Regions from separate parts of the Mus musculus genome. Here region 1 is linked to region 2. The links are chromatin contacts, found by Hi-C or POLR2A ChIA-PET in ENCODE. All regions are on one chromosome and are shown on one strand. The core of a region is the stretch at or near the end of the contact, and the rest is flanking DNA. Distances in the headings are between cores, read along the strand shown. Region 1 holds the start of Nacc2 (nucleus accumbens associated 2, BEN and BTB (POZ) domain containing). Region 2 holds the start of Ubac1 (ubiquitin associated domain containing 1).

The links. A loop is a pair of places that touch in the nucleus more often than their neighbours do. ChIA-PET counts read pairs that join two places held with the same protein, here RNA polymerase II (POLR2A).
Region 1: POLR2A ChIA-PET joins it to region 2 with 12 read pairs in Patski. The contact joins the promoter of Nacc2 here to the promoter of Ubac1 in region 2. A Hi-C loop is called at or near these places in 1 of 37 maps with a recorded cell type or tissue (mouse embryonic stem cell). POLR2A ChIA-PET finds 5 or more read pairs at or near these places in 1 of 5 experiments (Patski).

What each region holds. Positions count from the first base shown.
Region 1 is chr2:26,091,001-26,093,766 of GRCm38, reverse strand. It overlaps Nacc2 (nucleus accumbens associated 2, BEN and BTB (POZ) domain containing), which reads left to right and starts at 1,371. Exons shown (of 6, transcript NM_001037098.1): 1 at 1,371-2,016.
Region 2 is chr2:26,020,406-26,023,105 of GRCm38, reverse strand. It overlaps Ubac1 (ubiquitin associated domain containing 1), which reads left to right and starts at 1,346. Exons shown (of 10, transcript NM_133835.2): 1 at 1,346-1,709. The coding sequence starts at 1,572.

The sequences.
Region 1 (2,766 bases), core at 122-2,621, 71 kb before region 2:
CCAGGCTCACTCTGTTAGGAGGGGCTGGTCCCATGAGTTTTACTCTGTCCCTGGCCAGGCTTCAGGAGAGCCTCTGTTTGATTGGGATTGCCTGTGGCAGAAGTTGTGGCTGTCTGAGCAGAAAGCATCTCTATGGTGGGTGCTGTCCACCTGGGAATGGAGCCTTTTTGTCTCTTTCGTGCCCTACATCTCTGAGTAGCACAGTTGCTCTCTAGCCAGGCTCAGCATTTAGCTAGCATCCCATACAGCCCTGAGCACACCTTGTCTTGCCCAAGATGGGCTTGTGAGTCCTACCTGTACAATTTCTGGAAAGAAGCAGCCACTAAGTGTGTGTGGGGGGGGGGGGAAAGGAGGCGGAGGGACTGTCCTGGATAGGGTATGGCCCAGAGGTGACCCTGACAAGCCCTGAGTCTCCTGGCCTTGTGCAGAACCTCCTTTCAGCCAGACTGAGCACTTGTTTGTAATCTTCAGGTCCCAGAGAACCTCATGGCCAGCCACCCTGAGGGTTCTCATTACCTCCTTTAAGGAGGCAAGGACGACAAAGGCTTGGAGGGTTCTACAGGCTGGGCTTGCTGGCAGCTTCCACACCTGGACTCCCCCCCCCCCCAATCCCTGTTCATGGGAGCCCACAATGTGTAAATAAGGAGGTGCCAGATGGCTCCATTTTGTTGTTCTCTTGGTGTCTTGGAGGGTACACTGGGAATGCAGGACCATTAATACTACCGCCTGCTGAGCCTGCGTCACCTTGATAGTATTGCTTCTCAGTAGACATCTCCATTGCCACCCTTGACCCTTTCCTTTCTTGCAGGTAGAATATGTTCTTTCTGGAAGCATGGTTAGTGACAGTGAGAGAAACTGAGGCAGGCTGCCCAATAGCTCTCCCTAAGGCCCTTGCAATTAAGCAAATGCTGTGAGCCTGGAAGAAGCCTACCCTTTGCCCAAGCAGAACATGACTGGCCCGTCCCAGAAAAAGACCCGTAAAGGGCACAGGAGACACCTTACTTAGTTGCATAGCTGGTCTCTATTTGCAAGAACTGTTTCAGGGAGCTGAAGGAGCAGGTACCCTTAACCTTACAGGGGTCTGCCTGGCGATAAAGTTCCTCCTTTCTTAAAGAGCCAGTCAGATACGAGAAGATGGAGTGAGGTAGAGGTAGCGTTCTGGACCCACAAGTCTGACTGTTAAGGAGCCTGTGGCCCAGCAGAGTGTTTGGCTCTGAGGCTCTGAGGCAAAGTGGGGGAGATAGCTCCAGGGTCCTAACCCCTTCCCAATCTGTGCCTCTTTAGGACCCCTTTGGCACCCTTTTTCCTATTCCCCATCTCCTGACTGTGCTTGCCCCCTTCCCCATCCCCTAGCCCCGTGCCCTGCCTCCTGCCCAGTCTCTTGCTACCCAGGAAGAGTTAAGTTCTATGCGTTGCCAGCTCTGCAGACTGTTTGGAATAGTTTAAATGCTTTGACACTGGGTCTGTACAGGATGGCAGGGAGGCAGTTTACTGGGTAATTCATATGCAAAACTGCACTATAAATTTCCAAGCTGTCTCAGTTGCCGTGGCACCACGAAGCATTTCTCCACGTACAGTACAGTATTTCTGCCATCTTTGTTTGCATTGCAGTGAGTCATCAAAAGTCTGTCTTGCACCAACACCCGGAGCCGTGCATTCCTCTGGCACCAACGCGCCACTGTTTTTAAAGCTGGGGCTGGGAGCTGGCATTTACTTCAGCTCCCAAATCAAAGGCGGCTATTCATTCCCGAGAGCTGCCTGGATGTTCGTCTGCATCCGGCTGCTTCATTGAGATGCTGCGCGCTGCCCGGGAGAGCCGGCCTGGGTGCAGCTGAGCTGCGGCCGCTGAGCCCAGCGCCCAGCTCTCTGCCACCCCCACCCCTCCTGCAGGGCTCCTCACGCCCTCCCCACCTCAGGGTTCCTTGCTGCATTCCCCGAGCAGCTGGCGGGCCGGTGTGCGGGAGCCTGCTGCCAGGCTGAGTGGGCAGTGTCTGCCGCCGGCCACAGCCGCTGAAGGTAGGTCTTTCCTCTCCGGTTCCTGTCTGCCGGCCAGCCCAACAACTTCTCAGTAGCGGGGGCACTGCGGGACGCCCCGGAGCTGCGCCCACCTGCCCAACTCCTGGCGCAGGGTGGCTCCGTCCTCCTCTACAGCCACCCGGCGCCTCTGCGGCCGCCCGCACTTTCCTCCCGCGGGACACAGCGGCCCTTTGTGCGGCTCTGCAGAGTTGGGCCAGGGCCTGCGCCTTCTCCGGTCACCGCCCCCCCCCTCCAACTCCCCCGCCATCAGCAGAGTCCTATGCTGATAAACAGTGGCGACCTGCCCTCTACCCCTGCCCCCTGGCGGGCTTAGTCCTGAGACCCTTCTACTTACCTGGGCTGGGACCAAGCCAGCTGGGATTGGCCGGTTTTGGAAGTGGGGCGGAGGGAGGGCGCACGGGGCGGGAGGCTGCTCTGCGACAAGCACCAACTCCTTTTGCATCCCTGAGGGTGCTCAGGACCAGGGTCTGGGTTTGGGGCGCCTGGAGCTGCCAGGAAACACAGAGTGTACCCGGAGCCCTTCCACCCGACAAATAGAGGTCTGTCCCCAAGAAAAGAGTGGAGGAAGGAGCCCACTGAGTTCCCCCTTGTCCACCTTCCTTGTTCCTCCTTATCCGGCAGAGGAAGCTTGAAGCCGAGCAAGGGCTCTGAGAGGGGACGCTGCTCTGCAGTTCCTCAGAGTGCCCTCCGCAGGCTGCTCAGTGGGCAAAGAGGAAAAACAGACCTGAA
Region 2 (2,700 bases), core at 97-2,596:
CTGTTGTCTCCAGCTCCAAAGGGACCTCATACACACATTGCAAAGATCACTGTCTCCACAATTCCTTCTGCTCACTTCACTCTTGGGAATCCTGGAGAGCCAGATCAAGCATATGGAAGGGACTTGTCCCGTGTCCCTCTGGGTACTTCTTTCAGTATATCCAGTGGTAGGATGCTGAATGGGCTATGTGGAAATACTTGCAAACATTCTTATTATGCCCTAGGTGGCACCATGACAGGCTTCCAAGAGAAAGAGGACATTAGGCCTCTGAAGACTGGGGCTTAGTAGCCTAGGCTTTGGACAAAGAGCAAGGGGTTTGTTGGGGAGAGGCCTGGGGAACTTGAAGACCAGCTGGAGGGGCCTCAGACCCACTCCTCACAACCCTTATTGCTTAGTTCTGTACCATCTGCCAAGACACAGATCTGTGGCAAGAGCTCATGGATCTTGTCAAAGATGACTATGAACTTGAACTGTTCCTCCTACCTCCACACCACCATTCCTGGATCACTAATAATTATGATATTATTTATTTTTTATTTGTTTTTTTTTAGCTTAAAAAGATTTATTTTGTAAGTATTGTGCTTACATATATGTATCAACAGTGTGTCTGATCTTCAAGATAATTCTGAAGCACCATTGTGGGTTCTGAGAAACACAGGATCCTCAGCAAGAGTAGAAAGTAATCCTAACCACCGAGCCAGGGCCCCCCATCCCGTATGTGTGAGTGTGTGCGCGCATGCGTGTGTGTGTGTGTGTGTGTGTGTGTGTGTGTGTGTGTGTGTGTGTGTACGCACGCGCATTTGTATGTGTTTTATGCAGGCTTGTATTCCAGAGTGGTTCTGAACTCATTATGTAGTCAAGGATGACCTGTTTGACCTTCTGGTTCTGCCTAAACGTTCAGGATTATAAACCTGTGCCAGGCGTATGCTGCGCCGAGGAGCAAACCCAGGGCTTTGTGCATGGCATACAAGCACTTACAACTGTGACACATTTCTAGTGCCCTGACCCAGACGTATTATCTTGTGTACTTGACTCCGGAGCCCTTTTCAATTCCAACAGACCAGCAAATCAGGTAACAAGGCTGGGAGGTGCTGAAGGAATGAGGTATATGGAGAACTACAACTCCCGGTATGCATCTGACCCACCTCACACATTAATTTTTGGTAAGGGGGCCGTGAGCCTGCCTGGGAACGACAACTCCCGGCGTGCCTTGGTGCACTTTACCTATTTCCGGCGCGGTGCGGGCGGGGGGTGCGGGGGGTGGGGTGGGCAACAGCAGAATGCCTGCCAAAAAAAAACCACATTTCCCGGCATACCCACGGGCGCTCATTACGCACTTCCGGCGCGGCTGCGACCGCGCGCTCCGGGCGGCTACGGCGACACGGGCAGTGGCAGCAAGGGTACAGCTCCTGCCCCTTCAGTGACGGGCGGCGGAGCTGACAGGAGCCGGGGCGGGGCGGCGGCGGCCAGCGAAGGAGCGCACGGCGGCCCGGCCCCGCCCCTGGTCCTCCCGCCAGCCTCAGTGACCTTCACTGGTTCGGGCGGCGGGTGCAGGCCCGGGCGGCGGCGCGATGTTCGTGCAGGAGGAGAAGATCTTCGCGGGCAAGGTGCTTCGGCTGCACATCTGCGCAGCCGACGGCGCCGAGTGGCTGGAGGAGGCGACCGAGGACACATCGGTGGAGAAGCTCAAGGAGAGTTGCCTCAAACATGTAAGGCCGAGCTCCTTACGACCCAGTTCCACCTCTGCCTCCGTTCTGAAAACCAGAAACCTAGACTTATGTCCCAGACTCCGCCCCAGTCCCCAGCCTTCTGGTTGCCCCGACACTCCTATCTCTACCTAGACGCCAGATTTTCGCTTCTTCCTGGACCGGTCCCCAGTCCCTGCCGTGCAGCCCGCTGCTCCCAGCCTTCGCTCCTCCGGGCCTGGGCAGCGCCTTCCGCTCCTCCAATCACAAACCTAGTGCTCAGAGAAGAGCATCTGGCCCCCGCTGTTGAGCGAGCTTTATTTAATTTCTGCAACGTGCTAGGGAGGTGAAGGCGAGAGTGAACAGAGACTGGGAGAGGCAAAGGCAAGGGATCATGGTTTTCTAGCCTTGGGGCTTGCCTGCTGTTGGGATGAGCTTTTAGTTTCCTCCAGAAGCTGGAAGTAACTAGATCCCATTATAAGAGGACTGGCTCCTTGCCTGAGGAGCCAGCTGCTAGGAGCCCATGGCCGGGACTTGACACTTAGCAGTAGTCACTTAAAATAGTGTCACTGTGGGACAAGTTCCTTGGCTTCTACTTTCTATTGGGGCAACAGTTGATTGAGTGGGAAGGTCCAGGATGACTGTCTCCTGCCAGCAAGTGGCATTTGTTAAGTTTACTTACATTCAGTGAACGTTGTACTATAGTTAGCCTTTTAGTTTTAGTTAAGTCTTGGAATTAGTTCTTGAAGCCTTCCTGGCTCTAACTGCTCCCAGTTGAAGATGAAACAGATGTCTGTTAGACACTGGTAGCCTATGGAAGCACCATGCCAGACAAGATTAGTGCCAGATAGCTTTTTAGAGGGGACTCTTCGGAAAGTTAGGGATCTACAGCAGTAGGTTGTGTTAAAGTTCAGCATTGTGTTTCCTCTAAAGGCAGTCTTCAAGTTACTATAGCAGCTGCTTGCAAAGGGTAGTTTATCATCTGTGTGCCTTTGTGTAGTCAGTGTGTAATGTC